2 separate regions of the Mus musculus genome follow, and region 2 is linked to region 1. The links are chromatin loops, found by intact Hi-C in ENCODE. Cell type or tissue: left cerebral cortex. All regions are shown on one strand.

Evidence for each region. Hi-C counts contacts between places; a loop is a spot of excess contacts. Peaks named below come from ENCODE experiments on the same cell type or tissue, not always from the same donor. Only the 100,000 strongest peaks of a DNase experiment are listed, where the experiment ranks them.
Region 2: a loop joins it to region 1, with 5 times the contacts of the local background. A loop is called at or near these places in 1 of 42 quality-filtered maps.

The regions. Positions count from the first base shown.
Region 1 is chr12:3,774,564-3,779,563 of GRCm38, reverse strand. All of the region lies in intron 17 of Dtnb (dystrobrevin, beta), which reads right to left. Among named protein-coding and RNA genes, the nearest start is that of Dnmt3a, 30 kb to the left of the region's middle. In left cerebral cortex, no CTCF peak of the experiment used is centred here; DNase peaks (open chromatin) are centred at 530 and 1,885; H3K27ac peaks cover 873 bases.
Region 2 is chr12:3,579,480-3,584,479 of GRCm38, reverse strand. All of the region lies in intron 1 of Dtnb (dystrobrevin, beta), which reads right to left. Among named protein-coding and RNA genes, the nearest start is that of Dtnb, 9.6 kb to the right of the region's middle. In left cerebral cortex, a CTCF peak has its summit at 1,983 (motif pointing left); no DNase peak of the experiment used is centred here.

The DNA.
Region 1 (5,000 bases):
CTGGACTTCTCTAAGGGGCTTTCCTGACCCACTCAGCCCAGGGGCTAGACTCACATCTGCCTTTCTGTTGAGCTTTCCTGCCAGGGATGATGGGATAGAGGCAGACTGCCTACAACTCACACCTCATGGAGTATTGTGAAGAGAAGAATCAATGAATGGAAGCCGAGCCTAACTCTAGGGAGCAGCTAGAGTGGGATCAGAGCCTGCTTGGTTAGGGAAGGAAACAAGGTGGGAACAGTTTCGATGTGGACATTGCTTCTCTATGTTTTGGAACAGCATTGCTCTCCAGCTCCCCTTGGATGTTCCAAGTTCATGTCTGTCCACCGAGAGATGTTCTAGAGGCCATGAGTCTCCTCAGGACCACTGCTGGCCAGATATGCACCAGGGTGCCTCAGAGTATAAACTGGATTGCTAGGGGGCATTCTGAAGAACTCATGCTCTGTGATTCAGATATATATGGAAGTTCTGGGACAACCAGAGGAGGCAATAGCATATGGCTCATTCTGTGATTTTCTTACACTTGGCATGAGGGATGCTCAGTAGGAAGGGTGCCACAGTATAGCAGCATCCTTCCCTGGGATTTAGACAGCCAGCGTAGAACAGACAGAGGCGAAAGTTAGGGGTGAATATGGCGGGGATATTGCTTTGGTCAGAGTTCTTCAAAAGTACCTCTTTGGTACTTGTGACTTGTGTGCTGAACAGACCATGTGTGCTGGGCAGGAAGATGACTGGGCTGTGTTTATGTCACGTGAAACTGAGCTCACTCCAAAGAAAATAAATTGTTTTCTGTAAAATCAGTGGTTACTGATCTTAAATGTCTCTGCCATATCTGCAAGGACCCACATAATGTCGAGAGGAAAACAAAACAAACTGTTCATCTTGTGCCTCAACTCTTTCCCCTCCTGCTCTTAGAGATGGCACCTAAAGGCCATAAAAGCTCAGGTATCCTCACAAAAAGCCTTCACACAGACATATAGACCCAGACACGTGCACTTAGAGGGGTGAGGAGAGGCTAAGAACAAGCATCCCAGTAAAGCTCTGACAGGGTCAGCCAGGGACAGAGACAGAGGGCCCTGAGTCAGCTCCTATGAGCGGACTAAGGGCTGGAGTCCACGCCAAGGCAATAGTGAAGCGGCAGCAGCAGGGGTCTAGGCTTGCTTTGGGGAAGTAGAGGGAGGCTAAGGAGGAGCCTAGAGCAGGGAGGTCCATAGGAACGGAGGCCAAGGCAGCTGCTGCTATGTCTTTAGTCAAAAATGTTCCACAGCAATGCTAGCGTTTGGTTGGGGTCTGGGCACACACTTGGGGTGGGCATTTATGAGTGGGCATGTGTGTTCCTCCTGCCCCACAGCCAATCTTATCTGGATCTGGGTCTCTGATTGGCTGTTCTCTTCTAACAGTCTGAAGTGTGGTCAGGCCAGCCATTCCCCCCAACCCCCGACTTGTGCCCAGTAGTCCAGGTCTCCCAGGCCTCTCTCATCCATCCCATCCCTGAGGGATAGACAGCACTGTAAAGCCACTGTTCTGAGGGGTTCCCACTGTCTCTCCTGACTGCCTTCCGCTTCGCACTGTGGCTTTTCCACTTCTCTTAGACTAGCTGTTCTCTTTAGATTAAAGCATAGAGCTTGGAGCTGGAGACTACTGGGGTGAATCCAGGCTCGGTCACTTATTAACCTGTCCAGTTAATAAGCCTCAGAACCTTGTCTAGAATCCTTCCTGTCTGGGGCGGTGAAGCCAGATGAAGATGGCCATAGTACAGATCTTCTGCAGGTCTAGAAAGTAGCTAGGACCAGCCCTGCTCTCTTCTCACCCTCCCTGCTTCCTTCCTTCACGCTATCATGTCACCCTGTTCACAGCCTGAAACAGGTTTATTCACTGTCATTCCTAGAAGACAGGCACCGTTCCAGAAGCTGGGAATACATCACCAACAACACTGGCCAAAATCTCTGCCTCAGGGAGTTTATGTTCTGGAGGAATCCAGAAACAACATCTTGATATATGGTAGACATAAGTTGAGGCTCTCAAGTATCTCCAGAGGATTTCATTATCTGTTTAATATCCCACTGAAAGATGGAAGTCAAGAGCATGAAGTCTGGAGTCAGAAAGACCCACTTCAAGCCCACTCAGAGGCTACATGAGCAGACTCCCCTAGAATCTGTTTCTCTTTTATTCAAATGCGAATATTATCATCTGCGTGTCTCAGTGTTACGGATTACATGGGATTTTCCATGAAACCACTTAGTGCAGCTCTCTTCCCACATAACAAGTACATAAAGTTTCTTACATAGTAAGATGAGGAAGGCATTACTGCCCTTTGAACACACCACCTTTCTTTCTTGGTTTTACTCTTCTTATCTATTCCAACCTACAAGTCTCTTCCTTTTCAGAATCTCTTAGTATTATATTATACATTTAATGGTGGTTTTTTGTTTTAGCTCTTGAGGCAAAGTTTCAGGTAGCCCACACTGGCTTCAAGCTCATTTTGCAGCAGAGGATGAGCCTGACTGTGATGGTTTGTATATGCTTGGCCCAGGGAGTGGCATTAGAGGTGTGGCCTTGTAGGAGTAAGTGGGTGTGGACTTAAGACCCTCACCCTAAGCCGGGCAGTCGTGGCACACGCCTTTAATCCCAGCACTTGGGAGGCAGAGGCAGGCGGGTTTTGGAATTCGAGGCCAGCTTGGTCAACAAAGTGAGTCTAGGATAGCCAGGGCTACACAGAGAAACCCTGTCTCGAAAAACAAAAAACAAACAAACAAAAAAACCACAAAAAACCCTCACCCTAGCTTCCTGGAAGTCAGTCTTCCACTAGCAGCCTTCAGATGAAGATGTAGAACTCTCAGCTTCTCCTGCACCATGCCTGCCTGAATACTGCCATGCTCTTGCCTTGATGATAATGGACTGATCCTCTGAGCCTGTTAGCCAGCCCTAATTAAATGTTATTCTTACAAGAGTTGCCTTGGTCATGGTGTCTGCTCACAGCAGTAAAACTAAGTCTCTGACTTTCTGACCCTCCACCTGCCAAGCGCTGGGACTGCAAGTATGGTGCTCCTGTGGTTTATGTGGTTTATGTGGTGCTAGGGTTTACCCTGGGCTAGTCGAGGAGCATCCACCAACTGAGCTGCCTCCACAGCCAACAGTCAATTCTTTATGATCACATCTTCCTGCTTTGTTTTCTCCCCCATTTCTTCCGCATATTATAGTCATATAAACCATCGACCCTTGAGGATGGCAGGAGATATTCTGTGACTTGTTTGTATTCCAGAGTATGAGTAAATCACCTGACATTACTACCCATGGGCACACCTCAGAGTCAGTTGGGAGAACTGGCAGGAGGAAGTGTGGGGGTACTGCAGACTTGGGAAGGGTGTGGTAGGACAGAGGTCAGAAACAAAGGGGAAGGAACTTAGCATCTACTGCTCTAAAGCTTGGGTTCCCAAACTAGGGAACTTGCCTTTACCTCTGTCTTTCTCATCCTGCATCTTCTCTTCTTTCTCTGTACCTTTCTCTGCTGTGGAAACAAGTCCAAGGAGGCCAGTGACACTTTGGTCCACCACCACGGTGGGAGGCAGGTGAGTGTGGCACTGTGGGAGGCCTGAGGCAGAGACCTAAGGCAGCAGGCAGCCTCAGGGTATATGATGTCCCTGTCCATGCCCAACAGCTCCACACTCTGGTACTGTCTGATTGGAACTTTGCACAGCCATGAAGCAGAGGGCAGGTGACAGATCTGACGGTCAGGGTTAGGTGCTATCTACTAGGGTTATACTCGTATTTTGCGTTCCAGTTCAAGAAGACAATTGTAGAAGTATATACTGGATGCAAACCCAGATTCACACGGGCTCTGAGGTGGAGCTGCGTGCTCCCTCTGCATCGAGATCCTGGAAACCAGGCCACATCTCACAAGGTATGGCCAAACAGGACACCCATGTCATATTTGAGGTGTTAAAGGGGTTGGGTAGAATCTCCTAAAAATGAGAAAACTTGGGAGTGACTATGTTATCTCCCATCAAACACTGGGAAGGTGGGCTGTAGAGGAAGATGGATTTAGGGCAGAAAGGGAGATTTTAGCTCTCTAATTAGGGAGAGATCTCCAGTGATTAGAGCTGGCTATGACTGAGCCCCCTGGAAATATTCAAACTGGAGGCTTTTATATTAACAGAAAGTTCAATTAAATATCCTTAAGACCCTTGTGAAATCTAGGATTCAATTACTTAAAAATATTTTTGAAAGGTAAGAAAGACAAGCTATAGATGTGTGTCTGTGCATGCTGCTGGAAGTGTGTGAGAAGCCAGCCTGGATACTCACTGCTATCCCAGCAAAGCCTCTGTAGCCACCTCCGAGGAAGTGGTCAACACATGCTCTATTGCGCAGGGCTCTTCCTTCCACTGAAGCATAGGTTTATCTCCTATTTATCACCCTCTAGGCTTCTGTGCTTGGGGCCTCCCAGAACCTGCCTGTGTCTGTCCTCGGTGGGATCAGAGCCCTGGCTTCTTGTTTTTCTACATCTAAGCTCTAGAACTAGTTTTGCCTCTGGACTCTGTGTGATCTCAAACAAATCACTTTTTCTGAAAAGTTACTTACCACCTTTCTAAAATAAGGGTGGGTGGGTGATAGGATCGCTAATAAACTTTCGAAATGACACACTAGTATACTTGCCCCCTACCCCCACTACGTAGCTCAGGTGGGCTTTGAATTCATAAGCCTCCCTAATTTAGTCCCTGCCAATCACATTACATTCTCATTCTTGAGTACGGCGCTTGTGAGCCACTTGTTTTGCATAAACCATAACAAGTGGCCATAAGTACAACTGTTCTCACACACACACGTACACACACACATGTGCACACGCACATAGACACACACAGACACACACATGAGGGTTGGGCTTCAGTGTGGGCATGAGAGATGGGATGAGACAGGGTACGGGCATTGTCTCCTGTGGCAGAATGGGCAACTGACCTTAGCTGGGAAAGCCAATCAGGACACAGGAGTAACCTCTCCTGCAG
Region 2 (5,000 bases), 200 kb after region 1:
ACCAACAAACCCATCCCAATGTCTACACAAAAAACTAAGAATAGCCAAGATGATATTTGTAAAAAAATAAAAATAAAAACTGAGGCCAGACACTGCCAGCTTCAAGACTCACACTGTCAAAAGGCAATCCAATGAGAAAAGTGGTCCTCTCAACAGGGGTTACTGTAAGAATTGAATTTCAGCCAGGCGTGGTGGCGCACGCCTTTAATCCCAGCACTCGGGAGGCAGAGGCAGGCGGATTTCTGAGTTCGAGGCCAGCCTGATCTACAGAGTGAGGTCCAGGACAGCCAGGGCTACACAGAGAAACCCTGTCTCGAAAAAAAAAAAAAAAAAAAAAAAGAATTGAATTTCAAACACAAAAACATTCTAAACACAGCAGACTTTATACTTATGACAAAAATTAACTCAAAAGTGCCCTAAATTAAAAACATAAAACTATGTAAGTCCTAGAAATCACAGGAGAGAACAGAGAGCCTGAGATTATGATGAAGATTCTCTTTTGTTCTCCCAGACAGGATCTCACACTGTAGACTGGTTTGGAACTCAACTAGGTAGTCCAGTCCTGGCCTCTAACTGTGGTAATCCTCCTGCCTCAACCTCCCAAGTGCTGAGATTACAGGTGTGGGCCAAAATACCCAGTTGACAATGATATTCTCTCTCTCTCCCTCCCTCCCTCCCTCCCTCTCTCTGAGTATGTGTGTGTGTGTGTGTGTGTGTGTGTGTGTGTGTGGTGTGTATGTGTACAGTATACATGTGTATGGAGTAACTCTGCACACATACTTGTACAGAGGCTAGCAGACATCAATCAGGTGTCCAGCTCTATCACTCTCAATATTAACCTTTTGAGACAAGGTCTCTTACTGAAGCTGGAGTTAGGCCAGCAGGCAGCAAAGCTCAGAAACCATCATCTCTTTTTCCTCCCACTCTCCCACCCTCGATGCTAGGGTTACAAGGGCACAAATGGCTGGCCAAACTTGGCTTTTTCTAAGATCCCAACTGGAGTTGTCACATTGCACAGAAAGCACTGGTACTGGAGAGATGAGCCATCTCTTTAGTCCTGATGAGGGCTTTTTAGATCTAACAGCACAGGCTGAGCCAAAGAACGAACTGTTAAACTGAACTTCAAAGCAAAAAGTTAGAGCTAGCCGGGCGTGGTGGCGCACGCCTTTAATCCCAGCACTTGGGAGGCAGAGGCAGGCGGATTTCTGAGTTCGAGGCCAGCCTGGTCTACAGAGTGAGTTCCAGGACAGCCAGGGCTATACAGAGAGACCCTGTCTCAAAAAAAAAAAAAAAAAAAGTTAGAGCTAGAGGTCATGGTGATGGTGTACCCACTGAGCACCGAGGAGGCAGAGACAGGTAGATCTCTATGAGTTTGAGGGCAACCTGGTCTACATAGTGAGTCCCAGGCCACAAGAGACTCTGTCTCAAGAAACAAAACTAAAATAGCAACAACAAAAGGGCCTCTGGGCTCCACAGGTATGTTTACATGCACTGGCTGGCACACTCACACAAGCACACAGAGAGAGTCAAAGCAAGATACCATGGCGAGCCTATGAAAACAGCCAAAGTGAAGAACAGAACAGACCATGCAGTAGTAAGAATGTGACGCAACAGGTCTGGCCACTTCAGGCAACTAGCCAGGTTCTTACACAACAAGATGTGCTGTTATCATACAATCCTTGGTATTTAGGCAGAGATGGTAAAAAACGTACATCTACCGAAAAAAAAAAAAAAATGCACCCAGATGTTCATAGCAGCTTTAGTCATGATTGCCAAATCCTGAAAACAACCACAGTGTCCTTCAGTGGGTGAAGAGATAAAACTATTCAGTTCTACAAAGGAATAAACTGTGAAGCCATTAAAACATTGAAGAAACTTGGACTGGAGTGGTTAAGAGCACTGACTGCTCTTCCAAAGGTCCTGAGTTCAAATCCCAGCAACCACATGGTGGCTTACAACCATCCTTAATGAGATCTGACGCCCTCTTCTGGTGTGTCTGAAAACAGCTACAGTGAGCTAAGGGAAAGGAGCCAATCGGGAGCCAGGAGTGGTGCTGAGAACTAGCACAGAGCACATTGTGCCAGCCTGGGCTAAATAAAACCAGTCTAAAAAGGACAAACAGCACCATTTTAACTAGGCAACACGGGGGCTGGTGAGATGGCTCAGTGGGTAAGAGCACCCGACTGCTTTTCCAAAGGTCCGGAGTTCAAATCCCAGCAACCACATGGTGGCTCACAACCATCTGTAATGAAATCTGACTCCCTCTTCTGGAGTGTCTGAAGACAGCAACAGTGTACTTACATATAATAATAAATAAATAAAATCTTAAAAAAAATAAGTAAAAAAAAAAAAACCATTTACTTAACTAGGCAACACCCATGAAAATGCAAACTTCAGAGACAGGTAAGACTGGTGACTCTAGAAGGTGGGCAATGAATCCAACGGACACAGAGCAATGTTTGTGCCATGAAACTATCCCGTCTGATAGCAGCTGGTACGTGCTATTGTGCCATTGATTACAGCAACAATTTGGGAGTGAACAGTGTGTCAGTACAGGCTTACTGATTCTAATGAACATTGCACATGCAGGGCAATGCTGGTGATCAGGAGGCTGTGTGTGTGTCAGGGCAGAAAGCACACAGGTAACCTACAGACTTGAGAAACTGTAAAGAGCTCTGACCCTCTTGTTGCAAAAGATGACAGCCCTTCCTGCTGAAACAGGCAAAGGCTTGTGCTGGGACATATCCTGAAAGATGCTTATCTTCCAAGACCTAACCCTGCCTCTGGAGTAAGAGCAAGAGGCCAAGGCTGGAGTTAAAAGTTAAGAGAACGGGGCCTGGCGGTAGTGGCGCATGCTTTTAGTCCTAGCACTTGGGAGGCAGAGGCAGGCGGATTTCTGAGTTCGAGGCCAGCCTGGTCTACAAAGTGAGTTCCAGGACAGCCAGGGCTATACAGAGAAACCCTGTCACGAAAAACCAAAGAGAGAGAGAGAGAGAGAGAGAGAGAGAGTGAGTGTTAAGAGAAGGGGCTGGGGCCAGAGTGAGTGGGCCCGGAGCCAGTGTGGCCAGAGAGAACAGCCATCCATAATGAGACACTCTTCTGGAGTGTCTGAAGACAGCTACAGTGTACTTACATACAACATATAAATAAATCTTGAAAGAGAGAGAGAACTGGCTGTTCTTCCAGAGGACCAGGATTTAATTCCCAGCACCCACAAGGTAGCTTACCACTGTAACTCCAGTTCTAGGGGATCCAACACTCTCACACACACATACATGCAGTCAAAACACAATGCAATAAATAAATCATTAAACACAAAACATAATAAAAATAAATAAATTTTTAAAAGATGAGACCCGTCTTGTCATAGAGGGTCAGAGCTGTTTACAGTTTCCCAAGTCTATAGATTTCCTGTGTACAGAAGGGCCACGGGGGCCTCACCCACTCTGGGATACCTGTCTCACACTGTCTCCTAGGGGCCGTCAGTGAGGACAAGCTACAGCTACTCGGCCCCTTATTTATCTCACTCCTTTCTGTCCAAGTTTTTCCTGGGGTCACCTCCTAAATAAAATGCTGGCATTCACATCCTTGCCTAGAATCAGCTCCTACAGAAATTCAGTACCTGTTTATTCAACCAAGCTTATGACTCAGGTCACCTCTAGTCCAAACTTACGAGGCAGATAAACCCAGTGTGTCAGTTACGTCCCGGGCCAGTGCTTTATGGGTACTAATATCTGCATCTCTGTACTTAGGCTTTCAACAGCTCGACAGTCAACAAGGACCTACCACCACCACAGCTGACCCTACAGCCCTGCCACTGAGACAGGACTTTGAACATCAATGAACCTCTCTACTCCCTTCCACTGAACTCCTGGAATTCTGCCTTTTCTTAGCAACATCACCTAAAGATACCCAATATCTCTCTATCCTCCTCATCACAAGCTGACTCTAACTTCAAGCCCTGTCATTTCCTTCCTCCCAATCACTCTCATATCCAACCCCACCCCCACCCTTTTCCCATTTCTACAGACAAAACCTTTATCTAGATAAATGAACAAAACCGATTCTACGGCCTCCTGATCTCAGGACTCCCCACCCTCTCTTTCCTGTAGTTCATCCTGCAGACACACCAAGCATGCCCATTGGCTACATCCACATAAACCTGTCTGCTGGTTAGGGCATCCAGTCACCCTTCAGGCAGGGGCTTCTTTCCACTCAAATTGAAGACATAACAACACAGGCACAGCCTACAAAGTGTAAAAGATGAGGTGTGAGACACAAGCAAAGTATCTTAAATCTTAAAGCTGAAACTCTGAGTTTCTAGATGAGTCTGTTTAATATTCTTGGCCCAAAGCCAAACTGAGGAAACAAGTTTTTACACAGAACACCAGAACAACAACTCATAAGATAAAAAATTTTCTAAGTTGAATTTTATCAAAACTAACTACTCTGCAAAATTATAAAAAGGTGAAAACAAGCAGAATAAAATAAAAATATTTTAAGGCCAGCCAGATGGCTCAGCGAGTAAAGCTCTGGTGAGCTCAGACTGAGCCCTAGAACTGAGAGAGAAATAAGAGCGAACTGGCCAGGGGTTTCCCTCTGGCATCATGCAACCAGGGCACAGGCGGCCATATCACCAACTAGGGCACAGGTCACCCTCGCACACACCTGTGAATACTTTCTCAACACACACACAAAGTTTAGAAATAAAGCTTAAAATGCAACAACAACAAAACCCAAAGCAAAACAAACAAAAAAACAATCCAATTAAAAAATCATCAGTGGGCCAGCAGACCAGTTCAGTGGGTAAAGGTGCGTGTGCATCACCAAACCTGACAACCTGAGCTGGAGCCCCGGAACCCACATGTTGGAAGAAAAAAGGCCACTCCTGCAGGCTGCCCTTTGACCTCCACCCACACACATAACCACAATAAATAAATGTTTTTAAACGGCCAAAGAAGTTAGAGTAAGTAATAATGTGAAAATATGTCCGGTAACTT